5 separate regions of the Mus musculus genome follow, and all the other regions are linked to region 2. Evidence: chromatin loops called from intact Hi-C (ENCODE). Cell type or tissue: left cerebral cortex. All regions are shown on one strand. Each heading gives the region's core, and the rest is flanking DNA. Links, peaks and the distances in the headings are about the cores only. Region 1 has its middle 4.1 kb from the start of Bod1. Region 2 holds the start of Cpeb4 (cytoplasmic polyadenylation element binding protein 4). Region 3 has its middle 9.5 kb from the start of Gm39674. Region 4 has its middle 20 kb from the start of Gm39674. Region 5 overlaps D630024D03Rik (RIKEN cDNA D630024D03 gene).

The links. A loop is a pair of places that touch in the nucleus more often than their neighbours do. Peaks named below come from ENCODE experiments on the same cell type or tissue, not always from the same donor. Only the 100,000 strongest peaks of a DNase experiment are listed, where the experiment ranks them.
Region 1: a loop joins it to region 2, with 4 times the contacts of the local background. A loop is called at or near these places in 21 of 42 quality-filtered maps.
Region 3: it touches region 2 in a loop (4-fold over the local background); 6 of 42 quality-filtered maps call a loop at or near these places.
Region 4: a loop joins it to region 2, with 4 times the contacts of the local background. A loop is called at or near these places in 4 of 42 quality-filtered maps.
Region 5: a loop joins it to region 2, with 5 times the contacts of the local background. A loop is called at or near these places in 5 of 42 quality-filtered maps.

What each region holds. Positions count from the first base shown.
Region 1 is chr11:31,672,795-31,679,193 of GRCm38, reverse strand. No RefSeq gene overlaps it. Among named protein-coding and RNA genes, the nearest start is that of Bod1, 4.1 kb to the right of the region's middle. In left cerebral cortex, for the core only: a CTCF peak has its summit at 3,585 (motif pointing left); DNase peaks (open chromatin) are centred at 610, 1,558, 2,396 and 3,560; H3K27ac peaks cover 1,174 bases.
Region 2 is chr11:31,868,628-31,875,026 of GRCm38, reverse strand. It overlaps Cpeb4 (cytoplasmic polyadenylation element binding protein 4), which reads right to left and starts at 4,087. Exons shown (of 10, transcript NM_026252.4): 1 at 1,615-4,087. The coding sequence starts at 2,739. In left cerebral cortex, for the core only: CTCF peaks have their summits at 1,826 (motif pointing left) and 3,543; DNase peaks (open chromatin) are centred at 2,535, 3,618, 4,240, 4,594 and 2 more places; H3K4me3 peaks cover 4,203 bases; H3K27ac peaks cover 4,384 bases.
Region 3 is chr11:31,757,596-31,763,994 of GRCm38, reverse strand. No RefSeq gene overlaps it. Among named protein-coding and RNA genes, the nearest start is that of Gm39674, 9.5 kb to the right of the region's middle. In left cerebral cortex, for the core only: a CTCF peak has its summit at 3,863; DNase peaks (open chromatin) are centred at 3,801 and 4,544; H3K27ac peaks cover 2,240 bases.
Region 4 is chr11:31,767,993-31,774,391 of GRCm38, reverse strand. No RefSeq gene overlaps it. Among named protein-coding and RNA genes, the nearest start is that of Gm39674, 20 kb to the right of the region's middle. In left cerebral cortex, for the core only: a CTCF peak has its summit at 1,171 (motif pointing left); DNase peaks (open chromatin) are centred at 2,165, 2,739, 3,253 and 3,830; H3K27ac peaks cover 3,413 bases.
Region 5 is chr11:31,813,601-31,819,999 of GRCm38, reverse strand. The region is part of intron 1 of D630024D03Rik (RIKEN cDNA D630024D03 gene); the gene reads left to right. Among named protein-coding and RNA genes, the nearest start is that of D630024D03Rik, 7.7 kb to the left of the region's middle. In left cerebral cortex, for the core only: a CTCF peak has its summit at 3,323; DNase peaks (open chromatin) are centred at 1,774 and 3,711; H3K27ac peaks cover 2,127 bases.

The DNA.
Region 1 (6,399 bases), core at 604-5,603, 200 kb after region 2:
CACTCTATCTCAGCTGGAGATAGACGCTTCTGTCAGTCCAACGTGTCCACATAGTATGCACTGCCTACCCACTTAGCAGCTGACACAGCCATCAGATCCACTGTGTGATATCAGTTGCCTCTGTTGCACGGACCGTTACTTAACCAAGGCTTAAGGATAAGGAGCTGGCAATTCAGTTGTGCCAAAGAGAAGCTGAGAGACTGCTTGTAAGGATCTACAAGAATGAAATACTGCAGACGTATTATGTAGGGACTAGCCATAATTTCTGGTGTTCTCTCGGGGTCTTGGATAATGGAACCCGGGGTAATAACGTGGTAGATTTGTGCTGCAGCTTTGCTTTATGGTTCTCTAATTTAAAAAAAGAAAAAAGAAAAGAAAAAGGAAGCCCATGTGTGCAAAGGTTGAGCAGACCTCTGGTCTTACTTGGAGCTGATTATGCAATGCTGCTCCTAAAGAAGAGTCCCAGAGGAAGAGGGAGCCATCTCAGATTGACAGTCCCTTCCTCCACTCCTGCTTCACTGCTGCCTCTGGTCAGCCTCCCCTCCAGTTGGTTAATGCAGCTATCTATTTAAGGCTCTTGGTCATATCAATGTAAATGGGCTGCTGGTGACTCAAGGTGAAAGGAAATTTACGGAAAGCACCCACTGGCTCCCAGAATTGATAGCGAGGATGGCTGACGGAGAAGAGTGATGAGCCAGACCCACAGCAGGAGCTCTTCACGGGCTCACACCAGCAATGCTATGCCACTGTAGCTGTGGCGCTGACCCCTGCCACACCAGAACTGCAAAGGATGCTGGGAAAGTGGGTATCCGGCATTTCTACCATCTGTAGGAAGGTTCCTCCCCTCTCTAAGAGTGGAGAATTCCTCCCAAATTGGAAGGATGTTGAAAGACCACCCAGCTAAGTTGAAGACAAATGACAATCAGGTTGGGTTGGGTAATGTAATTGTAACAAAACGAACCAACCACACCAACACACAGAAGCTCAGTGGCTTGAAACCATACAGAAGTTCTATCCTGTTCCTGCAGTGTGTCAGGGACAGCTGAGGGCTCATTTCAAGGTTATCCTTAATGAAGAGGCTCGGGCTGATTAACCGCTATGCACCATCACTTGTGACTAAGAGCACTGCATAGACAAGCTTAATTAGACGGTACTGTGAGGCTGCTGGGAGGCGAGAGGGGAGAACTGCCAATCTGTATACAACCCTGTGGGCAATCAAAGGTTCGTACCTAGAAGTAACACACATCACCTGGCCAGAAGCAGCTGTGCAGGCCTGCCTTGGGGTGAGCAAGTGCAGGCTGCCTCAGGTCGACCAGCAAACTGGGACTAGCAGCTAGACAGGGTTGCAGTAGTGTGTGTACCACATAGAAACTGCTGTCTTAGGCTACCTGGCAAGGGGGTAGCTAGCAGGAAAAGCCACTGAAATGAAGACAAGAGCTGGGTTTTATATTCGTGTTGAGGTTCTGGGACTCCTAACTCTATATGCAACCCAAGAAAACACATGCATCTAGCTATCCTCAGAGCAGTAAGCTCAAACTCCATATGGAAGAAACAGCAATGTAGATCCAGCAAGAACTTCTCATGGGGCCAAGAACAAGCTGAGCCAGAACTGAGCCCAGCCTGCAGAGCGCACTTAGGCAGTCTAGCTTTTACCACAGGCACCGTCAGCACATGTGGTCTCCTACAGAAACAGACACTTTATTCAGGGGCACTAGGTTCCCTCTGCGAAAACCCCTCTGCTTGCAGCTGTCTGAGAAACAGTGGGGGTTGGGATGTGGAGGATTTGTAGGCCTTTGGGGCAGAATAGTGAGCTACGACACATCCTATTCTTCTTTTTTTCATTTATTTATGTATTCACGTTACACCACACTTTATTCTTTATAACTCTCCTAGCCTAAGGTATTCTGTTACAGTGACAGCATTTTAGGACAGAGAGCATGTTAGTGACAGATAGCATGTGGGCAGGACACTGAGGGAGGACCTGTTTGCCCTTTGAGGAGCCTCACACCCACAGGGCCCTTCTGGTCCCATGTCTTTCCCTCAGATTTTCATGTTGACACTTTTTAAATGACTGAGTGTGACAAATGTCACATCTTGCTCAATGACCAAAGGACTAAACGCTAGTTTCAAAACATCAATACCCAGTCCAGAAAGGTCCCCAGTAATTCTGGAGATAAAGTCCACTGGACTCATTTCCTCCCAATGCGCATTTGCTAATTTGTCCTAAATAATTTGAACCCAATTTTTAACAATCTTCTGGAACAAAAAGTCTAAAGACTACATTTCCCAGCCTGCCTTGCAGCCTCTCTGGGCCAGGACACTCAGGCAACCATCTTAGATGACAGAGAACAGGAGAAGGCTGCTGGTCAGCTCAGGACTACTTGCCTCCTGACTCTCTGAGCCAGAGCTAAACCTGTCCTGTGGAAGCCATGTGGGGTTGTGTTATGGTCGCCAGCTGCAGAGCTGCTTTCATGGAGACAGATGACTGTTACTCTCCTGTGCTTACAGGAGCATGGCTTCCTGCCTTCACTGGTAAAGGATGACTTCTGTGTTCCTGTAACCAGCCTGCCAGAAATGAAAATATCCTAGAGACACTGTGTCCCTCAGTCTGGCTACCAGACTATTGAAACAACGAACCCCAAAGAAATCAGAATAGCTTCAGGAATCTCATGCTGGGAGAAGAAAAAGTCATACCAAAATAACCCAATTCTCTCCTCTGAGCTTTCTCCTAGTCCAGCCTCGTAGACCAGTTCAGTGATATGCCATAGACAAGTCCCAAGACTGCACCCACCTATTCCAAATACTGACATTTAGGCATTATCCAAACTCATATCTTATATTTAAAAGAGTAAATTTCCCATTCACTCGCTCATTCTTTCTGTTCTTCCATCCCATTTACTGGGAGCTTGGATGCAACGGTGAACACAGTTCCTGCTTAGTGGACTTTGGAGCTCGTGGGGAAGGTGGAGGTCAGTCCAAGAACCCCCTAAGCAAAGCGTAAGTCCAGGACGGCACTATGTTATCACATATGTGCTAAGGATCTGAAATATTGCTAACAGGATTGCCATGGCTGCAGAGCCTCTCTACTATCCTGGAGAATTGGCTCTGACAGTTTCTCAAAGACCTATCACCATGAGCTGATGTCAGAATCCAGTCTAGAGCCCCCTGATGTGAAAAGCCCATGGATTCTCTATTCTTTCACACAATCCTGGGAAAGCCACCAATCCCATTTTCCAGTTTCTGAAAGATCTAGACTTAGGCTTGTGCAGGTTCCACCTTCTCATAGGCTTTGACTATTCTCATGTAAATATCCTAATATCTAATATGCATAAGTTCACTGAGTTTGGGGCAACTAGTCAGAAAAGGGGTGTTGTCTGTTTCCGTGCTGGAGATTGGACCCAGACCCTGCACATGCTAGGTCTGCATCGTGCCTAAATCTCTATCCTTGAAAAGTTTTAAGACTAAGACTTACCAGCAGTTTTCTAAAGGCCACCAGAAACTACATTACTACCAAGACCAAAGTTAAAAACAGTACTGCCTGGTTTGAAATGCTCTGGGCTATAAATGCAGCAACAGTGCCCTCTGATGGTCATTATTGTACATGTTTTGTGGTGGCATTTTTGGTTTCCCTTAGCAAGTCTTAGATTAATAATAATTAATAATTTCCCATAATTTGATCACTTTCATCCTTAGTTTCAATCCTCAACAGGTCCAGGTTATAGCAGTTATAAAAGCAAGCATACAGGGCATCAGGAGCTGCACCTTGTCATGGACCAGAGTTCCAAGAGCCAACACACAGGGCCCAACATTGGTGAAATACTGGACTGTAAACCTGGTCCAGCATCACTTTCCTATTAGACTATGGCAGATCACCTCAGCATTTACTGCTATACTAGGACTTCCTGAAGGTGGTGACTGTGTTGATTTGAAGAAAACGGACCCATAGGCTCATAGGGAGTGGCACTATTAGTAGGTGTGGCCTTGTTGGAGTAGGAGTGGCTTTGTTGGAGGAAGTGCGTCACTGGGGGTGGGTTTTGAGGTCTCAGATGCTCAAGCCTGACCTATTCTCTCAATGTTTCTTCTTGTTGGCTGCTGATTCGATTTAGAACTCTCAGTTCCTTCTCCAGCACCATGTCTGCCTGCATGCCTCCATGCTTCCTGCCATGATGATAATGGATTAAGCCTCTGAACTCTAAGCCAGCCCCAGTGAAATATTTTCCTTTAGAAGACATGCTCTGGTCATGGTGTCTCTTCACAACAATAAAAGCCCAACTAAGAAAGGGACTAAAATATATTCTTATCTACGTATACTCTGATCAGACAGTTAATGGAGTTGCTAAAGTCAGAGCCTGGGCCATGACAATCCTAACAAGCCAGGTTCATCCACTCACTGACCTCTAAACAGCCAACCAATGAGACATGTTGGAAAAGCAGAGAAAGAGATCTAGTCAATGTGGTCATGTGGAGAGAGGCCTAATGACGGCACCAAGTCTGCCTTCCAGAGACCTAACATGAGGTTGAGATTAAGAGGTATGGCCGGGTGTGGTGGTGCACACCTTTAATCCCAGCACTCAGGAGGCCGAGGCAGGTGGATTTCTGAGTTTGAGGCCAGCCTGGTCTACAAAGTGAGTTCCAGGACAGCCAGGGCTACACAGAGAACCCGTCTCGAAAAACCAAAAAGGAAAAAAAAAAAAAAAGAGAGGTATGCATAATTACTAAGCTGGTCAAGTTGTTCATATGGTCTCCTGCAAAGTGGCCATCAAAGTTGTCGGAATGGTGTGGAATCTTGTTCCAAGCGACAAGCTTTCCAGCTGGCTGGTACCAGACTTTAAATACTCCCTCTACTAGCATGAGCTTCTTCAGAGAGAGCCCATTAGATTTACTAGGGACTACTGGCTCAATATTCTGATAGTCAAAAGGGCACAGCTCAAGGCTCTTTAGCATAGCTTCATTCCTGTCAGGATGGTTGCGCTATTCTACAAGTAGGAAAGGGACAGGGACTTTTAGCCAAGTATTGTGCTAAGCACCAAAGTCAAAACAAACAGTTGTGGTTTCTACTTTGAAGATTATACTCTGGGTGTGGTTGGGGGCATCGGGGTGCAGATGGCCAATCAGCCTATAAATTATTCACTTCCAGTTACAACAATTGCTTTAAGAACTTAGCTCAACAATAGACAAAATTAGACCGGGGACCAAAAAAAGATTTTGTGAGGAAAGAATAAGATATGGTGTGCCTAAAATGCAACCTATAAGAAGGGCACCCTGCCTCCAGCCCTCCCTCCAGGAGGGGCCAGGGTTGAACTCTCTAATAGGACTCCCTCAGAGCCAGACATGAGAGGTCAGCATGGGTCAGTAGTAGAAACAGACTTGAGATGTCCCAAAGGGTTGCAAGCTGTCATGACACATTGTGATCAGCTTAACCTTGCGACTGGCTGAGCTGTTGCTAAGAAGTATGAACTGAGAGTGGCTACTTGTTTTGTGCTCTAATTTCAGTTCTCTTGGGTAGCAAATGTTGGGTGAGAGCATCTTGGATCACTGCCTACTGTGCATCTTCCCCGGAGCCAAGGGCACTGTAAATGTTATCCACATCTTTTTCAGTTGTCATGGGTGACGAGGAGGAACCACAGCAGATGTAGTTCTGAGAGCTGGGGAAGTTGATGAGTTGATGATCAGCCAAGAAACAAAGAGGACAGAAGCACCTAAGAAATCAAAACTGTCCAGGCATGGTGGCACACACCTTTTAGCCCAGCACTTGGGAGGCAGAAGCAGGCGGATCTCTGTGAGTTCAAGACCAGCCTAGTCTACAAAGCGAGTTCTAAGACTGCCAGGGTAGTTAAACAGAGAAACCCTGTCTTGAAAAAAAAAATCAAATATGATCTCTCCTATAAAATATATAAAATTTGTGTTTAGAAGAAGAAATTAAGTTTTTTTTTCCTCCCTCACTTTGTAAGACCTGCAAATGTTAGAATCCCGTGGACATTTTTTATTTACACAAAGGAATTTGATGGCCTTTTCTCCTTGGTGCAGTGACCTCTTTCCCCTTCCTCCTCTACTTCTTATGCACAAATTCTTTTCAGATAACTGAGTAAGATTGTTATGTTGGACCCTAGCCAACTGAGAAAAGACAGGATTCACCTTCCTCAGAATAAAAACCAAATGCACTTCCTGTCTAGGTGTGTTCCCTCCCCTGCCCTTTCCTGCCCCAGCAAGCCTCTTGATCAAGTAAAGTTTGCCTCATCCAGACACTTAGCTGAAATGATGGTCTCTCTTAGCAATCCAAACTTTTTTTTCTAATAGGGGCAACAGTGGGGAATTCAGTGCAGACTTGTGGGTGTAAAAGCTAGGGTATTTTACTTGTTGTAAAATGACAGCTAGCTATCAGGACCGTGGATATGTTAG
Region 2 (6,399 bases), core at 983-5,982:
AGCTAAAAGGTGTGGTTTTTTAAAATTAGCAATATATAAATAGTTCATAAGTCACCTTTGCATTAAATTAAATTAAATATTGTTTTAATATTTATGTTCTAAGGAATATTAATAACAACTTTTTAAAGCCACTGTCAATGTTCTGAACAGCTATTTATCTGTCACTAAATGACAACTGAACTTGGCTTGAGCAAAAAATAATGTTTTCTAAAAGCAAAAATTTAAAACTAAATTTGACCAAATATTTTAAGATGCCTTACACCTGTACCCTTAAGGAATGAAAAGATATTTATTTAGCTCCTTGGACTGACATGGGACTCTCTGTCTAGCAAACTTTTACTTCCCTTAAATAGGAACACTACAACTGTCTTATAATATGCTTTAGTCCCTATAGAAGTGTATCTAAAAAAAAAAAACCTTTTGCTGTAACACATGTGCATGACACATTCATGTATACATGGCTTTAAGCCCATGCTTATGTCCCTCATCTGTGAGTAGGATAATGGCAGAACTTACCTTTCGCAGTTAATATGAGGACAGGCTCAACGGACCTTACTACTTTCTATACATTTTCTAAAGACATAGAAATGACTGTTCTACAGTATAGAAATTGAGTGTGGCAAGTGATGTTGAGCTAAGACATGAAATTCCCTTTACCTTGTTTCTGCAAGACAAACTGTCTGCTCATTAGTTCAAAAACAATGTGATTCCTACCAGAAAAAGGATATACTAATACCAACAGAGACAAGTGATCTTTGCCTGGACCTATTTTTAGGAATGGTTTAATTATCTACACCCCTAGTGTTAACACTGGAAAATAAACAAGTAGGTGAAAGGCATCACCTACCAAAAAACAAAATAAACAATAACCCCCCAAAAACAAAACAGGCTTTCTGAAACCAACATCTTCACGGTATTCAAAAAGAAACGGGTATACCCAGCACTGCTAAATAAATAAATAGATAGATAGATAGATAGATAGATACATACATACATACATACATACATACACACATACATACATACATACATTTTAAGCATGACAAAGAAATCATCTGTACTATTTCTCCCTAACTAGTAGTCCTTACTGACACAAGAAAGGTCAGAATTTGCAGAGAAGTCTAAAAGGAATTGCTGAATTGATCAGTTCAGACTGCTCAGACTGCAAGGTCCACATCTAAATATAACCAGGAGGAAATCTGGAACTCGTTGCTTTCAGTGACTCCCTACCTTACAATGTCAAAAAAAGGTCATTTTCCTAGACAGAAAACATTCATTAGTTTCCATAATAAAATTCATACATTTCTGCTACATATTACTGTTTTACCATTCTTCCTCAAGTGAGGAAAATTCTCGTTAAGCAAGAAAGGTATAATTAATTAGGACATCACTAACTACTCAGTATCTGTAATTATAAATGGAAAAATTAAGGCCCAAGAAACAGTTAACTATTTTCTTCCAATTACACCCGTTTGCTAAAATAAAGGCTGGTAACTGATTCATTTCCTAAGATCTCTAATGTAAGCACAGACAAGTCTGATTCTCTCATTCCACAGACACTCCACCACACTACTTCCTTATTCATCTTAATATATTAATGGAACAACATCTTACCGGAAAAGGAAAAATGTTGTCAGCCCTGTTCAAGCTATCTTCCATCCAGGATTTTGGAGCAAAGGCTGAGCTAGGGCGAGCATACTTCTGGAGCTGAATATGATTGCTTGCGAAATTTTTCTTCAAAGGTGAGATTGAGTTCAGGGGTGTTATTCCACCGTTCAGCCCTCTGCGGTGATCCCGGCCTTGAGATGCTCCCCAGCCACCGTAGCCGCCACCTCCTGGGCTCCAGGAAGAAGAGGGGGTTGGAGAAGGACTCTGGTAGCTGCTCCATGGAGAAGGAGGTTTGTTAAGATTATTCGCCAAATGAGGCAGCTGGTTAAAAGCAGCACTTCTATGTGTGAAAGGTGGGGGGTGGGGACTGGCAGGAGACCTCCTCTGCTGCTGATGCTGGCTGTGATGGTGCTGGAAATGGGGGTGATGAGGATGGTGCTGGGAGAGAGGCCCGATCTGAGGGGAGAAGCTACCACCAAAGCCAGGGCTGACATGATGGGGAAAATTTTGAAACAAGAGAGCACCATTATTAGCTGAAGCGCCAGGGACCCCTCCCTGGTGAAAGAAACTTGCATCTTCATTGATTATAGTGGAGGAAGAAGGTGCTATCGCTGCTGACCAGTTACTGAAACCAGTAAGGGACGATGCACTGGATGTCAAGGGTTGGGTGGAAGTCCCGAGACCGGTGGCTTCTTGGTAATCAAACCCTGTCAACACTGGTGATTCAATGCGTAGTTTTTCTTTTCCGTTGCTGTTTTCTGAAGAACTGTCCCCTGGATTTTCTTCAGCTTTTGCCTTTTCAGTTTCAGGCAGTATTCCAGCTTCCTGACCTGGACTCGGGGAGAGCTGTTGCTTTTCTAAAGGGTCTTGTTGTTCTTGCTGTTGACTTTTTGCTTTTTCTGACCCCAAGATCTCATCCTGAATGTTATGAGTAGCCGGGGCAGGAAAGAGCCAGGCTGACCCAGCACTGCTGCCATTGGCAGCTGTGTTATTATTTATAAAAGCAGCAGGGTTGGGGGTGGCATTTTGGTGATGGTGTGGAGGCTGCAGATGTGGATGGAATCGGACTGGAAAAGCAGATTTATTCCCAGTATTGCTTTGCACTAGCACTCCAAACCCGTAATCCCCCATTTATTATTTTTAGGATCAGAATCTCACAATAAAAAAAAGACAACCTAATGTCTCACGTCTTTCCTCCCCTGTATCTCAAATATGTTTGCTTGAAGTATCTTATTTATAGCTAACTCAAAGATCACAGCTTATCACCCTACGTATCTCTGATTTGGAATTCTGGTCTCTCTGAATGGAAAAGAACCTAAAAAAAAAAACCTCTTAAAATATTGATATGAATCCAATTGGGCTTATTTCAAGGAAGGAATAAAAAAGGAAAAAGGTAAAAATCAAGTCTTTGGTTAGTAAAATAGGCGCTTTCTTTTTCCAAAGGAAAATGTTCATGAATGACAAAAACACAGCTTCTCAAGCATCTATGGATATAGAAGAATAAGCATTGTGCGGAGTAAAAATATATATATATAAAATTTAACAATCACATATGGTCTTCCTCAGCAGTTTAGATTCACATAAAAATTAGAATAGGATTAAGGGGTGAATACGTTCTTTTCTTGGCAGCTTGGTTAAAAAAATCAGGAATAATTTAAGAACATTATATATTATATATTTATATATAGATAGATTATATTAGGTTATCTGGGGCGGGAGGTGAATTTCTGGTTGCCAAAGAGGAAATCAGCCTTGACTAAAGGAAAGATGATTGCAGGGAGATTTCTGCTGTTCCTGGTCCTGTTTCTGTTCTTTTGTAGGGTGCAGTGTGGGCCTCTGGGGCTGTTCCTTGGGCTCCGGGTGCAGATCTTGCTGCGTTTGCTGTTCTTGGGCTCCCCTCGGCCTCCTTTCCCCCATGAAAGGGGTTGGAAACACCCGTTTCTCCCTCTGGGGGGTGTCGCGATCAGGAGGGATTAGCGAGACTGGACAAGGGCAAGCTGGCGGCCCGGGGGTGCGGGGAGCAAGGGGGCGACCTGGAAGGTCCTGCGGTTTCTGCCTCTTCCCCTCTCTGCGGCTCCGGGATTTTTTTCCCTCATGGGACCCAGGGGCGGTTTGTTCAGTTCTCTCAGTTCGATTCTCCGCCGGGGGGAGGGGGAAGGGGGATGGACAAAAAGGAAAACCCCGCTACCGTAGTTACTCTACAGGAGAAAAGCCTCCCCCCTCGGCTCGCGCTCTCTTTTCCCCTAGACTGATTGGAAACTATAATTTAGAAGGCTTTTGTTTCTCCTCACGGTTGCTGGGCCGCCGCCGCCGCCGCTTTTCCCCGGTCCCGCAGTCCCAGCTGTCGTCGTTGCGGACTCCGTCTGGCTCTTCTTTTTCTTCCTTCTTCCTCCTCGTCTTCCTCTGCTGTCGCCGCTGCCGCCGCCGCCGCCGCCGCCACTGCCTCCGGTGCCCAGGTCCCGCAGCCGCGGCTGAGTCCTTCTCCTCAGGACCGAGCCGAGTGAAATGACAACCAGCTGGAAAGACCGAGAGACACTTCCGGTTCGATGAGGGAGGGGCGGGGTGCTGCGGAGGCCACGCCTAGCAGCCGGAAGACCAATCCGACACCACAATCCCGACTAGGCCACGCCTCCCAGCCTCAGAGCTCCACCCAGGAAGGTCTCTGGTCATCTCAGAGCCGCCTCTTCCGCCTGCGCCTCGCCCAGCGGGGCCGGCGTCGGCCTCGGGTCTGCGCACCCAGTGCAAGCGGTGCACCGCCATCTTTTTTATGGGCAAAGATTCCTTTGCGATTTATGTTCCCAAAGCAGGCTTCTTAGGAAGTCCGTAGAGAGACGCTCGGAAGAGAATGGACATCTTGCACACTGAAACACTGAGCTAAAGTGTTGGGGGTCGAAGTGGCAACCCATGAAACCTAGAATAAACGAGAGGCCTGCCCTGAGTAAAGGTGGGTGCCCCGGGCATCACGTGCTCTGGCCCGAGCTCCGCCCCCGAGGGATGGAAGGAGAGGCGGGTTTTCCCGGCATCTGTGCTGTGCCTAGAACTGCATAGTCCTTATCCTGAACGCACGTCTCCGGAGGGATTCCCTTCAGTCTCCATTCCTCCACCCGAACCACCTACTCTCCCATCCTCCCTTTGAGATGCAGATGCTGTAGGCGTCCATGGCTGAGCCACCAACTATTAGCTTTCTACTCCACCTTCCAAGCAGAACGGAGGGATTTTTCTAAAAACGAAATTCCAGTCACGGTCCTGTTGTGCTCATACCTTTTTAAAAATGGCAGTCCGTTACCTGGAGAATAAAGACCAAACTCCGTATTGTCCTGTGGGCAGTATTCTCTGTGCCTTTTTCCACGCCTTTGTCGTCTCCTCTTGGCAAACTCTCATTTCGTTTTAGGAGTAAGTCTCCAACCTACCTACTCTGCCTTCGGAATCTCTTTTTACAGGCATACATGACCCTCGATACCGCTCATGCTTTTATATGGCATTATATTACATTGGTGGCTTATGTCTCTAAATCAGTGCTTAAAACAGTAGTTCTCAACAACTGGGTTGTGATGCCTTCAGGGAGGTGTCCAATGACCCTTTCACAGGGATTGCCTAAGACCCTCAGAAAACACAGATGTTCACATTACAATTCATAACAGTAGCAAAATTACAGTTATGAAGTAGCAACAAAAGTAATTTTATGGTGGGGAGGGGTCACCACAGCACGAGTAACTGTATGAAAGGGTCGCAGCATTAGGAAGGTTGAGAGCCACTGCTCGAAAGATTTGACATTGAAGATTGGAAGCACCAGAGAGGAATCTTGAATGGAGACATACATAGAGAAAAGCAGCAAGAATGAAATCTTTTCTGAAAGGTCTGATATTCAAATCTGAATTCATCATTTAGTTTCTTATGCCATTTGGTTTGGAGCTCACATGTTGGTTATTTGCTGTCTACTCAAGGCCTCCCTGTCTTTGCCTTTGTATAGGCCTACTATCGTTTACTCTGCTGGGGCCTGAAGTAATATATTGTCCTCAGCATAAGTTTTAGATATGTGTTGAATAAATGTTTCCTTTGGGAAATGGAAACTGAAGAAAAAACTAAGATAGAGCCCAAAGTAATTCCAACAAAATCATATATCTATATCTATATCTATCTACCCAGTATGGTGACACACACCTTTAATCCCTGAGTTCTAAGCCATCAGGTCTACACATCAAGCAAGTTCCAGGCTAGCCAGGGCTATCATCTTGTCTCAAAGACTCATCATCACCGTCATCTAACCCTTCCTTCTATATCAAGTGTCTCAATTCTCCAACACTTCCTGTATGGCTTGCCTATGTGGATCTTATTCGGGGATGTTATTCTCCTTCGTGTATATGTATCATACTGACCTCTGCAGTTCTGTGAGTTCTTTGAGCATAGGTAAGGTTGGATCTTACTCTGTTGTTTTCCTTTTCTGCCGCTCCCCTTGACACACACACACATACCTTGAGACTGAGCTGGCTCAGCCAGGTACTATTTCTTTCAGAATGATTTCCCTAACTTCCCCTTACTAGAGAGTCTTGTAAGATTCCTCTTTTTAAATTACTACTGGGTGTCAGTAAGTTAGTTTCTTAAGGGTGATTTGTGTGTGTGTGTGTGTGTGTGTGTGTGTGTGTGTGTGTGTGTGTGTGTGTGTGATTTGTCTTTATGTCACCAGTGACCAATAGAGGATCTGGCTCAGAACAGACTTAGTACATGTTTACTTAATGACTAGCTGGATGTTCTGTGTCCAGTAGATGGTTGTGGGTCACTTGGAGCTATCAG
Region 3 (6,399 bases), core at 808-5,807, 110 kb after region 2:
CTCTTTGCCCATAGCAACCTACATACCCACACATCTACCCTGCTGGCTTCAAGTGCCAACTGCTGATCCCCAGGGATCCCACAGTGTTATTCATAGAGGGCATCTGAGGACTGCTGGAGCAATCCCAGAGAGCTTCCTAGAGGAGGTGGGCCTGGAGCCTCCCAGGATGAAAGACTAGGATTCTGTATTTGTGGCTGGATCTGCTGCTCTAGCAATGATAGTGGGTCAAGTACTCTAGTCATCACTAGAACCTGGGGGAAAGAGACAGACCTCAGAGAGAGATTATAAACTCTCAATGCACAGATCAGGTGGGAGGCTCCAGTTTCTGCCACTTACAAGCTGCCGGATGGGAATAAAGTCAGGCACTGCAGAGCACGATCGATGGTAGTAGGAATTGAATTAGAACACACAACACAATATATGCTCATAAATATGGCATGCTTTTAACGAAGACATTCATGAGAAATTGGGTACAAACCATTTTCGAGAACAATGTAGCCACTCAGAATTTTAAAAATGCACATACCTCTAGTCCAATGCTCCCCCTTCGAGAGCTTAGCCCTGGGGCTAGGGAGAGAGCTCAGTTGATAAAGCTTGAGAATCTGAGATCAAATCCACCACCTCCCTGTAAAAAACAAGCCAACCAACAAACAACAAAACCAAGCTCAGATGGCAGGGGTGGGGCAGAGGCTGGAAGACCATGCTCACTGGCTAGCCAATCGGTGAGTTCCAGATTCAGTGCGTGACCACGTCTCAAAAAAAAAAATAGTGGAGAAGCAATTGAGGAAGACAGCTGCGGTCCACCTTCCCTCCACATGCCAAATGCATGTCTACACATGTGCATAACCTCTATAATACTCACTAACACACACAAAAGAATTTAGTCCCTGCTCAGGCAAGGGTGCTGAGGGGGCAGATCAGGGTGCTAACAGCAAAACCCTAGGAGAGGATCAACTCAAAGGTGTTGTCAGGGGACTGTCAAGTCCACCAATCAAAGCATCGGCCACAGAAGACAGTGATTGCATGAAGTTGTTCCAGGAGACATTCAGGGCACAGATACAGAATGAGGACCAAGATTTATTGTCATGCAAAAAAGCAAGTTGGTCAAGAACTGTATACATCTAAAGTCATCTGCATTTGTTTTTAAATAAAGGCTTAGAAATAGTCTAAAAAGATTCTTGAGCAACTCCTAGCAGTGACGGTTCTATGGCATGGCCTCTTAGCCAGGCCAGTTCTGCCATGCAGCTTCCCTGAGAGAGCTGGCCATTTCTGTGGCTATGGCAACAAACAAACAAACAAACAAACAAACAAAAAACAGTGGCAGGATCACTGGCATCTAGGGGCTAAGACACTTCCAAACATGGTAGCCCCAGCTTCCAAACACAGTAGCCCCAGCAGCAAAGAATCGTCTTGACCTCGAGTGTACCTTGACAGAGGCTAAGAACCTTCAGGCGGTTCAAAGAGGAGGAACAGGGTTGATCGTGGATATGAGACTATTTTAATCTCCTGTGTCTGTGGCTCCTGGAAGCAGCAAGAAGAAAGCCTTGCTCTGAGCAGTAAGATGTGAACTGCAGGCATGCAGCAGAGGCTCAACACCAGTCCTTGCTCTGAGCTGCTGTTTCTGCCTCTGCAGAAAGACCTGCAGAGACATCTCCTCATAGGGGCTGCCTGCCTCCGTACCTTACCTGTAGGTCACCCCACAGGGGCCACCTAGTGTGGCGGAGAATGTGTGGGAGCGCCTTCCCAAGCCCAGCGCCAGCAGAAGCAGGAAAGCATGTTGTACTCTGGGACCCTGGAATCTGCCTCCAAGAGGCAAGAGGCTGAAGTTCCAACATGGCTTCTTGGTAAATAGGTAAATATCCTGTAACAATGGGCCTGCTGAACACTAAACAGAGGTGTGCCCACCTGGGAACTATATATATGTGTAGAGGAGTTCCCATCTTGCCTCTTTCTAGAGAACAATCCCGTCTGCTGGGGAAAACACAGATTCTAAAATGATTGACAACGAAATCCATGCCTAAAATGTGGTGGTTTCAATGTGTCTTTCTGAAGTTCAAGTGCTATAAACTCACCCTGCCTCCCCACACCACCCCAAATTTATATGCCAGTATCATGGGAGGTGAGGTCTCTGGCAGACAATTAGTATCAGATGAGGGCCTGAGAGTGGTGCCAGCAAGACAGAACTGATGGCTTTAGAAGAAAGGGAAGAACCAGACTGTGTTTTCCCGTCTGTCATGAGGTGCCATGTACCATTCAGGAGGCAGCACAAGGCCTTCACCAGATGCCAGGTCAATTCTTAGACCACTCAGCTTCTGGACTGTGAGCCAAATAAACCTGTTCTTTTAGAATTACCAGACTCGGGTACTTTGTTACAGCAACAGAAAACGGACTAAGAAACAGGGATAGTTGCTACTGGCACCTTCCTGCACATGCATTTTATGCAACTTCATTCACAGATATTGCAAATGTCACTGTGGAAAGAGATGAGGGGTGGGGGGAATTAAGAGTCTCATAACTCTAGAGCCTGGCCATCTGCCTCTGGGTAACTCTGACAATTGAGTCCCTGACTAGCTTGGGAGGCAGCAACAATTACTACCAAAATACGCGTCTTCTGGCCTCCCACCCCCACCCGTGCACACACTGGTTATTCTTATGCTGAAGATGAAGGGTCCCTAGCTGCTTTTCAGAACTGGGGCACATCTGATAGAGACATTCTGAGTTTGGGTTGTCACATTCTTGCCTGAGAAAGAGTTCAGCAACTTCACTTCCCCTGCGAGCGGGGCCTTGAATTTGACTTTACAAGTTTCTGGCAGGCATGGTTAAGGTGGAGCAGCTAAATGTCCTATGCAGTACTTGAGACTTACTTACTCCTTAAAAATTACTTGTTATTTATCTGAAATTGAGCATTTAATATTTTCATTTGTTTAAATCTAACAAGCTGGAGGTCCAGGCAGGAAGCGGGAACTCACTTGCATGGGTCTGAGCAGCTGGCATCGAGAGTAAAATGCTCTTCTTTTGCTCCATTGAGAGTCTTGTTTGCTTACCGTGAAAAATTGGATTCTGCGGGAAGCCTCAGTGGGAGATGCTTCTGAAAGTTCCAGAAAGTCTTGGGCTCTTGGGGCCTACCCAATCTACTTGGGAAAGGCTCTTCTGGAATCTATTTGATGAGTTTAAACTCCAGGCCATAGAGTTCAGGCTTCAAGACACCTCTTTGTTATAATCCCATTTGAAGCCCTAGTGAATCTGTAAGCCTGAGAAATCATTATTATCATGGGGTTGCAAACCGTGTGGGACTTGGAAGCACCCAAACCTGGGCAGAGGAAGCCCCTCCTCCTTTAGGGAGACTGACAGTTTATCTGGTTACTGAACACCTGCCATATACCCAGTCACACTGAGCATACTTCACCCTTACACCAACATCCTGGGCCAGGCCGCACAATGAGTTCTCTACAAAGGAGGCAAGAAGGCTCAGAGAGGTGGGCTCACTCCTTTGAGGTCATTCAGCTAAGAAATGGCAACAAAAGGATTTGAGCCGCTAGTTGAGTTTCTCTCTGCTGTCAGGGTGGCAGGCAAGACTGTGAGGCCCTGGGGCTGGTGGGAAAGAGAAAGTCAGCTCTCTTCAGCCTATGCACTTCAGAAAGGGACTGTCCCCTCAGGGAAGGCTGGGACCCCATCCAGAGCAGGAACAAAAATTTTAGAATTCTGTTCCATGCCTAAAAATAGCATCAAGCACCAATTTCATGCCAGGCATGGTTGCTAAGAGACCTTCCAGACGTCATCCCGTTTACCCTTAGAGCTGCAGGTGACGTCTATTGTATTATAGGTTTTTTAGCAAATGAGAGGACTGTGTCAAAGACACCAAGTGGAGGACCCAAGGCCACCTAGTGCTCAAACAGGATGAGGCCTTCCACACAGGCTGAAGGGGAGGAGGGAGGCACACAGGAAGTTGTGACTAGGAGCCTGCTCGGGCAGAGCATGAGTGTTCTCATTTCCTCCTGCTATTGTCACAAATTAGTACAAGCCCGGTGTCTTAGCAACACAGATTCATTATCTTCCAGGTTGGAAGGTTGGAAATCCACAATTGATTCCCCTGAGAAAAGGTCAAGGGGCCAGCAGGGCTACGCTGCTTCCTCCGTGCAGGAGATGATTCAGGAACCCATCTGGATCCTCCATCTGCTCTGGACCCAGAGAAAACCTTTTTATCAACAGCTGGAGCTGGTGTTAGTTGAGGCAAGGCTCTTTCAGCCTCTACACCTACAACTGAATCCCTTCTTCCTCATTCCACCTCCGCACACTGGAGGACTTGGGCTCAGCCTGGGGCCATTGTCGCTTCCCCAGCTTTATTACCTACCACCCCTGCGTGTTCACAGGGCCAGATGCACAGACTTAAATTCTATTGATGTCAATGTTTGACTCATTTGACAGCACGATGGATTATTTAGGGAGCTTTAAAATGTCCTGATGTCATCAAACCCGAGTGACTCCATCAGACTCCAGGGAATCCAAAATTTAAACGTAGATTTGTGTGACCAGAACCGCACTGGGGATACAACACAGTTCCAGCTCCCTAAAGTCTCTCGAGCTGGAGATGTGGCTTGGGAGCTTAGCATACTCCGTGCACTGCTTTAGAGAACAAGGCTCAGCTCTGCTTCCCTGGCTGGGCCTGCTCCCATGTTTTCAAAGGAGAAAAAAAGGAAGCCTGAAAAGTCCCTGCTAGAAGAGAAGACTGCAGCTGCCAGTCGGCTGCTCTGCAGAGCACACAGAGATCTTTCTCTCATTGTTTCCCCAGTAAGAACTGGACAAAGCTGTCTGAAGGAAGCCCTGAGTCGAGGAACCCCCTCTTCTTCACTGCACAGCATGGCTGCTAATTTCATGGCCATAACTAGAGGTCAAGGAAAGGTGGTGATGTAGGCAGAAAAGAGAGGGATGGGAGGGAGTCTCAAACTCCAGAATCTTAGCTGAGGATGATATACATCAAGCGGTGTGGGAGGGGGGCTTGAGGTGGCATAGAATTCCATATAAGCTTGTTCATGCCCAGGTGAGCCAGTCCTCAGAGGGGCTGGGGTCACGTTTTATGTGGTGATGTTTGTATACTTAGTTCCTCCTGTGTGTCAGCACCTTACTCCATCTCTGTCTTTACCATATCCCAGAGAGTAGCTAACCTTAATGGTTCTTTTGTACTTATAGAAAAAGTGTTCAGAAAGAGTAAGAAACATAGCCTGGGACGTGCAGAATAAGGGGATGCCACGGCTGAGATTTGGCTACAGAGTGTCTCCAACTGAGGACAGTGAAGCTTAGAGACTGTCAGAGGCTGTGACAGCATGGAAGCCATGTGTATTTGGAAGAAAGATGCTTTGTAGCTGGAATCTGAATCTTTCCCCAGTCCAGCTGTAAGTGGTACAATTCTCCTTTGAGAAGCTGGGCAGACAGCTGAGCAGGATACAGCTCCCAGGCAGCCTCGGGTCAGCAGGCTGTGTTCCTGAGCTGGGATTGGAAGGCTAAGTGGATTTAGTGTGTTTCCAACTTATGTTTTCTACTTATGATAGGGTGTTTTGTTGCTATGAAGAGACACCATGACCAAAGCAACACTTATAAAGGAAAACATTTCATTGGGGCAGGCTCACAGTTTCGGAGGTTTAATCAGTTTTCATGGTGAGAAACATGGTGCTGGGGGAGCTCTCAATCTTGATCTGAAGGCAACCAGGAGACTCTCTCTTCCATACTGGGTGGAGCTTGAGCACTAGGAGCCCTCAAAGCCCACCTACCCAGTGACGCACTTCCTCCAACAAGGTCACTCCTCCTAACAGTGCCACTTCCCATGGACCAAGCATATTCAAACCATCACATGGAATTATGAAGACATAACTGTATGGTAAGTCAAGCAAGCATCTGTACATTATAATAGTGCCCACTATGGACTTATACTCTGTGCCCAGCCCTGTGAAGAACTGTGTCCTCTGGAGTCCATCCAGGGCCTCCAGGGTGTCATCCAGGGGCTGTTGTTCCAGGTAACTTAAAGGAACCCCTTACTGTAGGTTGAACGTCAGACTGGGAGTAGCATTCTTGTTCAAGCTGACCCACTCATCTGTGTTTCCATCCATTCGTCTACTCATTCACTTAGCATACCTTCACTCAAGGCTATGTATGACCTACTCTGTACCACTCGGTGCCAAGACCTGACCCTTTCACAGCCTTCCGGTGATGAGGGTCTCAATGAAGAAAGAAGCAGACATGGGTGTGCTGGTGTAGCTGAGAGGGCGCCAAGAAGGCAGAAAGATCAGGTAGACAGTCAGTGGCTGAAGAAGGCAGAGGGATGGGCTGATCAGAGAAGTGGACAAGCAGGTGCTCAGCAGGTGCACAGCTCACAGAGCCCAGGAGAACTGAACACAGGCTGCTCCT
Region 4 (6,399 bases), core at 925-5,924, 100 kb after region 2:
ATGGCAAAACCCCGTCCCTTTTAAGGAGAATTATCCTCCGCCTAGGACGTATTACTCCCTGATTGGCTGCAGCCCATCGGCCCAGTTGTCATCACGAGAAAGGCAGAACATATGGCGGGAAAACTGCCCCTGCACGTGTGCAGATTATGTTTATATATCAGGGGAAGCACCATGTTACCACTTAGAACACAGCTGTCAGCACCATCTTATAATGGCGAATGTGAGGGCGGCTCCTCACAATAATGTATAATAGTGGTTTTTGTTATGATGGTTTCTTAAACCTATATATTTCAATCATATATCCTTTACACCCCTTACCCTATCTTGTCTCTTGCTCTCTCTCATGTTCCCTAATCCCTTTCTTCCCATTCCTATTTACCTTTCTCATGTGCTCTCTCTCTCTCTCTCTCTCTCTCTCTCTCTCTATATATATATATATATATATATATATATATACGCACATATATGTGCATATGTAAGAACATATGTACACATATATGTATATATGTATGCATGTGTATATATACATATATATATGTATATGTATGTATGTATGTATGTATGTATATTCATACACACACACACACTGAACCAATACAATTCATTATGGTTCCTAATAGAAGAGATAACAGGTAAGGGCTTACAGGAACATATAGATACATTGCTAGTGGCTACACCACTGAAGAAAATGTCTCTCCTTCAACCTGAACACAAACCCACAGGAAAGGATTGGACTCTTGAGCCCCTCCCACTTTTCCAGGGAGTCTTAACAGTCTGGTAATACACTTAACAGAACAGGGACTAAACACATCTACACCCTCAGGCTCAGCCCTCTCCAGCCTCCACATTTCCTGATGTATTCTTCCTTTACCTCCAAGATCCTGTTCCCTATGGTAGCAAATCAAAGGAATGGGACACTGGCTATGCCAGAAATGACATGACCTTCACATTATTGGGGGTATCGGTCTGCTCAATAATTGCCTAATCTTCCTTGGTGGAGGAGGTTCTTAATAAAATGTAACTGCATGTGTTTGGGGGCAGGGGCTGGAGAGATGACACAGCAGTTGAGAGCACTGGCTGCTCTTGTAGAGGACCTTGGTTCCCAGCACTCACACAGCCACTCACAACCACCTGTAACTCCAGTCCCAAGGTACCAGATGCCCTCTTCTGGCCTCCATGGGCACTCATTAGCCATGTACACGGTGCACAGGCAGACATACACGCAAGCAAACATACACTAAAAGCCAAAACAAACCTTTTTTAAAAAATGTGAATGGACGTTATCGGGAGAAATTTCTAGTAAATGCTTTTCTAAGTGCTGACTCCTCTGAGAGGCACCCCGTTGTGCGGTTTTCCTTCCTGGGGCTTGGAACGTGGACCTGTGGGCTGGAGCTGCAGCATCTTTTAACCATGAGATGGCATTCATGTTGGAAGACTTTTCCCAATCATAGTGGGACATCAAGACAGTAGATGACCAGAAAGCCACCGCTTTAGTCCCTGACTGTCCACATCAAGAGTCCTCTCATAGAATAGAAGTGCGGATCCTTGTCTGAATCTTTGTGTGGCTTATGCCACTGTCATCTGGAAACTGACAGGACTCTGGAGTAGGAAGCAAATCCTTACAACTGTGTTTAGGATTCAGGAATTTTATCTTCAAATTCCCAGGACCTTAGCTTCCCTAAACATGTACTTTGTACCTTTTGAGTTAAATAAAAAAAGTATAGGCTGGTACTGTAGCTCAGTGGTAGAGAGCCTGCGTGCATGCATGATGCCCTGGGTTCAATGAAGCACTGGCTTAAATTCCCAGTGCTCAAAAAGCAAAACAAAACAAAAAAAAAAACATTATTATGTCTCTTAGTTTGGTTTCTGCAGCTGTGACAGACACCAAAACCAACTTGTGAGAGAGGGGTTTATTTCAACTCTTAAAATAATTATTATTTGTTTGTTTATTTATGATTTTATTATTTATTATTATTCATGTCTGGGTGCATCATGTGCATGCCTGGCTCCCATGGAGGTCAGAAGAGAGCATTGGATCCACTGGGACTGGAGCTACAGACGGTTATGAACTGTCATGTGGGTGCTGGAAATTTCCCAGGGTCCTCTGCAGGAGTAGTCAGTTCTGAGTCATCTCTCCAGCCTTGAAGCTTACAGTCAGGGGCAGAACTTAGCGGTAGAGCCTGAAGGCAGGAACTCAAGCAGAGACCACAGAAGAATGCTGGCTAATGGCTTTTTTTCCATGGTTTGTTTAGCCTGCTATCCTACACCCAGGACCACCTGCCTAGGTGCGGCACCACCCACAGTGGGCAGGGCCTTTTCACACCAATCAGTAATCAGGAAAATCCCCGCAGACGTGCCCACATGCCAATCTGATGTAGGCAGCTCCTCAATTGGCAGCCCCTCTTCTCCTATGTCTCTAGTTTGTGTTAAGTTGTCAAACACAAACTAGCATATGTCATGTGTTCATATGAATTGGATATTCACAACCTCCAGAGCTCTGGTCTGCCTCAAAGGGAGGTGACAAGACAGGCTGGCCAGGTCTACAGGTACAAAATGAGGCCACCTCACTCCATAGGCTTTAGTTCTGGTGCCTCTGAGTCTCAGTTCAGGACTTTAGTCAGTTTCTCACTGCCGTGACAGTGAGACCTGTAGGTCAGACAGTCCAGTCCACCAGTAGCTATTGGCCAGAGGCAACAAGACAGGTGGCCCACAGGCTGGCTGTCTCTGCCTAATTCATGTCATCCTGTTGAGTGCCATCTGGCTGTCAGCTTCTTGATTCTCTAACTGTCCCTCCTCAAGGACCCTCTTAAAGGCACAGACAGATTCACTGGTGGTGTCTTTCAAGGGCCTTTACTCAGCCTTTCTGGGGCAAGGCTCACAAAGAAAAGGGCCAGCACAAAGCGGGCATAGGGTTTCAAGAGCCATGCTGCCTCGGGTGAAGTATCTAAAGAATTACTTGTTTTGAGTTCCCCCACCCCTGAAGTGCTGTCCCCTCTGTGGGCCTTGTGGAACGTGGAGACTGGCCTTATCTGGTTTGTGATTCTCCTTTGCCCCAGGAGAGACTGGAAAAACACTCTTTCGAGGAGCTGATGGGAAATTGACCCACATTAGCACAACACTGGTCTGTGCTGAATCGGGACAGGAAGGTCCATTTCAAAGAGGAAAAATAAATGTTCTTTGTAACCAGGCCAAGGCTAAACATGCCTTCTCTCTATTGGTCCAGATCTGTGCCACCTCCCACTGCATCCGTAGGTGTGCTGAAAGCAGGCTGGAGACTTTTATAGAGACTGTCGCTGTCACCATGGCACTGGGTGCTGTACTCTGCTGTATCAAAATGTCAAAGGAAGAAAGCATAAACACGGGGCCTTTCGATCTGCAGGCATTGCTGGGTGCTTCTATGTGTGTCTGCCTCTGCATTCAATGTCAGCAGTAATGTGATCAGCCAGGAAAGCTAGCTTCTCCGCAGATCTCAGGAACTCACAGCCAGGCCAGCCATGCCCCGTGATTTAATTTCCCTCACAACAGCCTTGCAACACTATAATCCTCATTTTGTCTGTTCAGGGATTAGGCTCATCCATGTGCATCCAGGGTTTGGAATGGAAAGTGTGGGATTTTAAGACAAATTAATGAAAGATTTATTCCTGGAAACTGGGAATTGAGCTGAGGGAGGCAGCAGAGGCGGCGGGGCATCTGAGACTAGCCACAGAGAAACTCTGTAGCCAGCTGTTAGCTTACCAGGCACTGAGCACAGAAAGGAAATGTCAGAGTCCAGCAGGACAGCAGTGTGGAGGGGCCTAGGCCTGGAATGGACCAGGCTGGACTGAGTGGTGGCATCTGCTCTAGGTTCAGAGGTTTATGCTGGCAGGGGTTTGTATTTCTTATGCTTACACCAGCCAAACGGACTGGGCTGGGCTCCAGGATGAGGTCAAATGTGGGTGGGTCTCTTTCACATGCTCTCTCTGGCTTGAACAACAAATGTGTTTCCTCATGGTGCCACTCAGCTTTCCATCTCTGTGACAAGTGCCACCCCCCCCAAAAAAAACCACCCTGAAAAGAGAAAACTCCATTTTATCTCATGGTTTCAGAAGCTACAACCCAGGGTGGCTTGGTCTTATCATCCAGGGCCCATGGGAGACAGCCCAGTACATCACGATGACAAGGGTACATGGAAGAAGATGACAAGGTACCTCAGGAAAGATAGGAAGAAAACATACACACACACACACACACACACACACACACACACACACACACACACACACACAGAGGGGGGGCAACATCGCAATATTCCCCCCAAAGGGCTTGTCCCCAATGTCTTAAATTCTCTAGGTCTCACCTCCTAAGAGTCCCACAACTTCCCAATAGCCCAGCAGCTGGATAGTAACTCATCAACACAGGAGGTTTGAGGGGATGTGAAAGATCTAAACCAAGGCCGATGGGGTGACCCACTGGGTAAGGTGCTTGCTGCTAACCCTGATGGTGTGAGTTCCATCCTTGGGACTGACATGTTGAAAGGAAGAATTGACTCCTGCAAGTTAGTCCTCCACTCTGTCCTCCACAGATGAACCATCCCTCCCCTCCCATCCCCATCCCCCCCCCCATATCCCTCAGTAAATGTCAGTTTAAAAATGACAACAACAAGAAGCCATACAGCTGGGGCTGTAGCTTAGTCTGCCTAGTCCATGCAACGTCCTGAGTTCATTCCCCAGCACCATCAGAAAAAAAGGAAATCCAAACCAAAATACCCATCAGAAATGAAAGCTGCACAGGTGACCATGATGAACTCCATGTCAGCGTCATGAGAGATAAATCCATTGATGTCGAGACAATGGGACATTGAGTGGTTTGAACACATTATCCAGTATAAGAGACTGGAGAACTAGAAAAAAACATTCCAACCTGCCATATTTCCCAGAAGAAACAGAATATCAACACAAAAGAGGAAGAAATGCAGGTAGAAACCAACTGTGTCCCACCCCAGAGTTTGGTGCAGTGTCCAACTGTACAAGCTGAGGAGGTTTCTGTGTGCTGGAGGGGTGCCGTCTGTTTGGGGGATTGCTTAGTGCAATGGGGTCAGGACTGGAAGGGTGCTGGGCAGGGGGTGGTAGATTGATTGGACAGAGGCAAGTTCTGCTGGAGACTTCAGAATTCTTCTTTAATGTCATAGTCAAGCCTGGCAGTGGTGGCACACACCTTTAATTCCAGCACTCAAGAGGCAGAGGCAGGTGGATCTCTTTGAGTTTGAGGCCAGCCTGGTCCACAGAGTGAGTTCCAGGACAGCAGAGGCTACACACAGAAACCCTGCCTGGGGGAAAAAATAGTCATGGTCAAATTCAGGGAAATGACAGATTTGGAGGTCACAAACTAACTTTGGGTTCTGAAACACTCAAAACCCTAAAATATTGTGAGTAGCACGTATGAAAGATGGAGTCACACGATTTCCTTGGTAGCAGTTGTCACAGACCCTGTCCATTGGAATCCCAAACCTGACCATGTGGATGCAAGGTCTCGGTTCTAGATCCTAGAATGTCACCCCTACAAAATGAGACCAAGTAGCTGGTTGATGCCTCTGTGGTTAAGAAGAGCATTGGATCCACAAATATGAGGACCTCAGTTCAGATCCCAATACCTAAGTGAAAAGCAAGAAAACTTGGCGTGGCTGTGAATGTGGCTGTGTGCCTATAACAGCAGCACGGTGTGGGGCTGAGAAAGGAGAATCAGAGGGGTGCCAGTTGTCAGCCTAACTCTGGTTTCAGGTATAGATCCCTGGCTCAAAGGAAGAAGGCAGCAGTGACAGACCAGGACATTTGGTATCCTCCTCTGGCATTCGTAGATAGGCACTGGTATATGTATAACACACACACATGAATACACATGCACACACATAAACACACACACATATGCATACACATGCACAGACACATCCACACACATGACCACAGATTCACACACACAACCGCAGATTCACAGTGGGAGAACACTAAAGAGCTCCAAGTGCTTTGATGCCCACACTCGGTTGCCTTGGTAGCAGCAGCAGATGTGCCCATCGTTTGCAGTTCTCACTGACTAATGGCCACTCTTTGAGCATGCCCAATGGAGAAACTAACAGAGCCAGGGTTCAGATAGAAGATGAAGTGTCTGCTAGTCCCTGCTGTAGACTGAATTAGACCACGTGACCTTCAGCATCTCACTTTGACAAGGGGTAACAAAAGGTAATGTGTCTAGTGAACTTGCCGTGCCAGGAACTGTCTACTGAGAAGCTGGGTAGAATGAGAGAGCTCAGAAAGCCAGAGGCAGGCGCTGGGAGGAGTGCTTTCCTTTTGAGAACACAGGCTGGGGGTTTAGGCCCAGAGTGGAGAGATGAGAACTGACCACCTGCAGAGCACCACATGCTGTCTT
Region 5 (6,399 bases), core at 762-5,761, 55 kb after region 2:
GGCAGAACTGTCAGGTGTATGTTTGTTGTAGTGATGCCTGTGATAGCTCCAAATTGATAGCTGAGAAATCAAATGACAGGGAAGGGTGAGTGAGATCACAACACCTAGAAGCAGGATGATGTCATGCAGCCATTAGGAGTTATGGGAAAATTAGGCAATCGCAAGCATCAGGGGTGCTTGGACTGTGATGCTCAGTCACAAAGGTGGAAAGTACCAACTCTTCTTTCTACAAGTTCTCAAAAAACCCCTCTATTTCTGCCAGCCAGATCCCATCTTCATGATCCAGGCCTGTTCCATCCTCTCAGCTTGCTGGTCTTGTGAGCTAGAGTCTTAGTACACAGCGCTCGTTGGTGGAAATGTCCACATCTGGCTCTGTTCACATCTGTTCCCTGCTGCCTTGTACTTAATAAAGACGTGCTAAATTCGGGAGTCAAGGGAAGGAGTTCAGCTACTGTTCCAAGAACACTAAACAGCTGTACTTGTGACCAGCATAATTCTGCATGTATTATTTTGCATTATTTTATCCTGAAATAATATATGCGATTGATACCATTGCTATTCTGCTCGTATTCATGAAAACTGTAGCTCAGAGGATCTGTCAAGGGTTCAAGTCGGTCTAAGTCTGTGCACTTGTTAAAGGGAAGAGAGAAGATGGGATCTGAATCCAAGTCTGATCGGGTCCAATTGCTTTATTTCAAGCTGACTCTCTCACGTGCTCTCTCTCTCTCTCTCTCTCTCTCTCTCTCTCTCTGTGTGTGTGTGTGTGTGTGTGTGTGTGTGTGTGTGTGCACGCACATACTTGTACACCTATGACAATACTGAGAGGGAGAAAATGTGGCAAAGCAAAGCTTGATATATTTCTCTTGAGCAAGCAGGCAGATTTTCCCCTTTTGTATTTTTGTTTGTTTGTTTGTTTGTTTTTTGTTTTTTGTTTTTTTTTGAGACAGGGTTTCTCTGTATAGCCCTGGCTGTCCTGGAACTCACTTTGTAGACCAGGCTGGCCTCGAACTCAGAAATCAGCCTGCCTCTGCCTCCCAAGTGCTGGGATTAAAGGCGTGTGCCACCACACCCGGCTGTATTTCTTTAAGTGTTAGAGTATGCTGCAAAGAGAAATATCCAGCTAGGTTCCAAGGCTTTGTGGAATTCCCAGTAGCACTAAGTGTCTTAAAGGAAGAGAAGCCATGTTGGTCATTGTGGTTTGAATAGGTTTGGCCCCCATAGACTCATGTGCTTGACTGCTTGGCCATAAGGAGTGGCATTATTAGGAGATGTGGTCTTGTTTGAGTAGGTATGGCCTTGTTGGAGGAAGTTTGTCACTGTGGGGATAGGCTCTGACATCTCCTATGTTCAAGCTCTGCCCAGTGTGGAATCAGAGTCTCCTCCTGGCTGCTTTCAAGATGCAGAACTCTCCGCTCTCTCCAGCACCATGTCTGCTTGCACGCTGCCATGCTTCTCCCCATGGTGATAATGGACTGAACCTCTGAAACTGTAAGCCAGCCTAATTAAATGTTTTCCTTTATACGAGTTACATTGGTCATGGTGTCCCTTCACAGCAATGAAACTGTACCTAAGACAGCCATTTAATCCCCTTTCTGTCTTCTTGTCAGGGCCCAAGAGGACATTCAGTCCCAAGACGTGTTCATGGGCAAAGCTTGCCAATGTTGCAAGAAGCGGCTGCTGTAAGCAGGCAGGCTGCAGACCTTTGCACACGGCACTGCCTCTCATAGGCAGGCAACTTAAGTGCTCACTGCCTATGGGAAGCTGTGCTGTGCTGTCTGGAGCTGGCTGAGGCAAGGCACGTGAGCTTGAGTGGAGCACGTGCAGGGCCACTGTCATTATGGAAATCCTGACTCTGAAGGCTAATTCTGCGTCTAAATGAGTTGAAATGAAATGCAAAGAACACATCCATCACTCCAGTTCACCCTTGTTCAGCCTCGCATCTCATTACTGTGCTACTCTGCCTATGTATTATGAATTAATATATTTAATAAATTCTGTAATTATCTTGTGAACAGTGCACAATTATATTGCTTTGTGCTTTGTTTTCAGTATTGGAAGCAAATATTTGGTAAATGTAAATGTTTATAATTGGATTTAATTTTCCAAAACTTTGCTTAAGCATGCTTTTTTTAAAAAAATAAAAAATTCTTCTTTTAAAAATCCTCAAAACTTGAAGATCCCCAGACTCTTCAGATTTTGAGAAATGGAGACCCAGGATCCAAGCTTGCCCGGGACATGTGGGAAGGATCTTACTCTCTATATAGAAAATCAAATGAAAAGAGGAAATCTGAAAAGAAGATGTAAGATATAAAGCCTTGTTCCAAAGGCAGTGGGGAACTTCTATTTAAAAACCCACTTCTTCCCTAAACCCCACAGAAATGATCATGAGTTGGAAGCGGGGATACATTTATAAAGACAAAGAACATGAAGGTGTGGCTGTGTCAGGAAACCTCTGTAAAGGGAGAAGCAGGTGGCTGAATAGTAATGTGTTTGCCAACTGGAGGAAGCAGTCACCTAAGAGAAAAGCCAGAGTTGTCCAGAATTTGACAGGAGTTAGGAGTGCCAATGGTTGTGTGCCAGGGTGAGGAGTAGGAGACAACAGAAAGGGCAGAGGAACAGGAGGAACCACCAGCAGCAGCAGCAGCAGCAGCACCCACAGTACATCCCAGTCACCACTGCAGTAGCAGCAGCCCCCACAGTACCACCATAGTCACCACTACTGCCAGCTCAGCCATAATGGCTGCAGGTTAGACCCCTAAGACCACCAGTAGCTCTACCACCACTACTACCAGCTCACCACCACCACTGTCACCAAAACCATCATTGCTGCTGGTCCCATCAGTATTACCCCCATCAGTATCAACACCACTCAGACATCACTCCTTCACCCTGACTGGGACTCCAATCACATGTCCCTTCCCTGTCATAATAAGATCCAGGGTGCTCTTCCTTGGGGAAGGTGAATTAGTGGTACTAGGTGCCGTGCTGCATAGGAGCTATAAAGTACAAAGCTGTATTTCACAGGACTATATAGAGTGAAAGTATCCCCACCAGCTGCTAGGGGAATAGACTCCAGGCAGGAACCTGAACAACTCCTTAGTAGGGAAACTAACAAGAACAAACCTAGCTCACCATGTTTTAACCCAGTAGTGAGACTGGTCAACCAACATGCCCACCCAGGAGGCTGTAGACAGCTTCTCCACCTCCAATTAGAAACCTCAGCCAAAGTCAGTAGATAATCACAGCCTCCATCAGCAGCTCCACAACAATGAGGAAGCAGATGCGGAACCCAAAGGTGACACCGAGGATTTGGGGAACAAAAGAAATCTCCCAAGGAAACAGCCACCTAGCTGCCTGGGTCAGGAATGCAGAAGGCTGGCTGTTATATGTGGCCCAGGGTTGCATCTCAATGTTTAGGCCAAAGATATGAAACATTAAAGACAAGTCTTCACCATGTGGGGCTCTGGGCAAGCTGTGTTTTCATGACATCCCTGGATCTAAAAGAAAATGAATGATGTTTTTGTAGTAAGTGGTTGCTGGGGCCCTCTTTCAATTTATAGCAAAGTCATATATCAACTGTGAGTGTGCCTGTGCATAAGTGACAGAATCTCACCACTGCAATGCTCCAGACCGTAAAGCAACAGCGTGCGTGTGTGGGTGAATTGTGGGCTGGGGAGAAATCTCCATGCCGGCTTAGTTGCTGGGGTGGCTCCATGCGTAGGAAGAACTCTTTGCAGAATGGCAAAATTCCTTGGGTTCTGAGCAACAGGGAACTTTAAAACAGAAAAAAGATCCACTATGTACTTGCAAAATGCTAGCTTGACTACTTTCCGTACTCAAACCCTCTGAGGCGGAGTTCAGAGTTAGCTCTAATCTCTTTTAGTTACTCATCTGAGAGACCAACGGATCCTCTTCACTTAGAACCTCAAGAAGACTCTCATTTGCATAATTACAATTTCCATTCTGAGTAACTGGAATGTGCACGGAGAGGAAAGGAAGGCGTGTGTGCTCCTGCCTCCCCTGGGTGCAGGCTCAGGGCGAAGAGAGAGGCTCCTTCCTCTCCTCTCTCGTCCTTAGGGCCACTCTGGTCCTCTAGGTAGTATAGCTGTGGTACACATGATACACATTTGTCCTTTAACCTACATGAAAGGAGAGGCCATGGACGTGTAGGTCAGAGAGGAGATGTGATCTTACAGTTTCAAAGAATCACATTGGTTGTTATTTGGGATATAAATTGTTTAGAGGTGAGTTTAAGTCAAAGACAGGGAAAATACTTATTAGGTACCAGTTATTAGCACAGGTTGGCTATCAGGGCTTAAAACAGTATGGCAGTCCTAGGACTGGATGAATAGATTCGAGGTATGGTGTAAAGGCTGACCAGGCAGGTTTTGTTGGTGTGTTGACTGTGAAATATGAGAGGAATAGAAAATAAAAATGGCACTAGGGTTTTTGTTGAAGCAATGGGAATCTCAGTTGCTAGGTGTGGTGGTCTGAATAGGCTTTGCCCAAGGAATGGCACTATTAGGAAGTGTGGCCATGTTGGAGTGGGCGTGGCCTTGTTGGAAGAAGTGTGTCACTGTGGGGGTGGGCTTTGAGACCCTCCTCCTAGCCATGTGGGAGCCAGTCTTCTCCTGTCTGTCTTTGGATCAAGGTATAGAACTTTCAGCTCCTCCAGCTCCATGTCTGACTGGATACTGTCATGCTCTCGTCTTGATGAAAATGGATTAAACCACTGAACCTGTAAGCCAGCCCCAATTAAATGTCCTTTATAAGAGTTGCTTTGGTCCTGGTGTCTCTTCATAGCAATGGAAACCCTAACTAAGACACTGGGTACAGGCTATTTATTTTGTGTATGCTAGACTCACCTATTGGAATGTTGAGTTAGACATCCTGTGACAGCGTGGAGTAGGAGGACGATATTGAGTCCAGACTGAAGGGATGGCCAGGTGGAGTCGGGACTGTTCTGGATGCATTTGTGGTAGGGGATGCCAGAAGGCTGGCTGGGGTCTCAAGGATGAGTGGGAAGAGAAAGGAGGTCATTGCACCTTGAAGTACAGAGGGCAGGCAGGCAGGGGACAGGCCACAGAGGAGACTGAGGTACTTGGAGGGGAAAAGAAAGTCAAATAAGTGCTGTCCCTGGGGACAGGTGACGGCAGCATCTCAAGGAAGAATGATCAGTTGTGATAGCTGAGGCGTGCTAGGTAACAGGAAGTCACTTCAGGGTTAGAAAAGGAACTTGACTTGGCTGGGACAAGACCAAGCTTACAGGCTTCTTCCTTTTGGAGTAGGAGCCACTGGCTCTTTAAAGCCCCGCTAGCCCCGCTTGCTCTGCTTATTCCAACAGCTGTTAATTTAGCACTGGAGATAACAATAGGGAATATTTCACCTTCATCCTGTGTGTACCATGTGCAATTGTAGGGGTTCCCGTGAGTACCCTACAGGACACTCAACAGCCACCGCAAGAGACAGGAAGACTCGTTCACATTCATGTGGGAATCCAGGATGTAGCACAGGCTTCTCATCCTGGAGGTCTGGATCCGTCCCTCCCTTTCTCCATCATTCCTTCTCCCCCTCCTCTCTCTCTCTCTCTCTCTCTCTCTCTCTCTCTCTCTCTCTGTCTGTCTGTCTGTCTCTTTTATATAAAAGATGGTAAAAATAGCCTCCTCTAATACCTAGTCTGCCATAATGATGGTCTCAAAATGTGGTGTGTTTGCTGGCGTTCCCCATGCAGTGCCCAACCTGCAGACCTTCATCTTGCCACCATCAACCCCCAGGCAGCTCCTCCTCACTCCCTTTGCCCAACTCTGCAGCAGTTGCCACTCCATTTTCTGTCTTCATGAATCTAGTTTAGAGACTTCATTTAAGTTGGAACAATGAGGTTTTATCTTTATTGTTGAGAGGAGGTTCTGAAGCCACACAGCCCAGGCCAGCACAGAACATGCTATGTAGCCCAAGGTGCCCTCGAACTCACTGTTCTCCTGGCCCAGCCCTCCAAGCGCTTGTGTTAGAAGTGCGCACACATACCACGTACCTCTGTACCACTGCTCTTTGTCCCTACACCATTGGCTGATCTCAACATCACATGTTTAAAGCTCAGGTGGCTGGGTCCAAAACACCTTCCCCTTACAAGACTGAATGACATCTTATTGATGACAGTACTCATTCCATGTTTTATTTTCTTGCTGTTGATAGACACTGGCTTACTTCTAGCTTTGAGCTCTTGTAAGCAGTGATACTGTGAACACCTGTGTGTATGTGTCTGTCTTGGTCAGGGTTTCTATTCCCGTACAAACATCATGACCAAGAAACAAGTTGGGGAGGAAAGGGTTTATTCGGCTTACACTTCCATACTGCTGTTCATCACCAAGGCAGTCAGGACTGGAACTCAAGCAGGTCAGG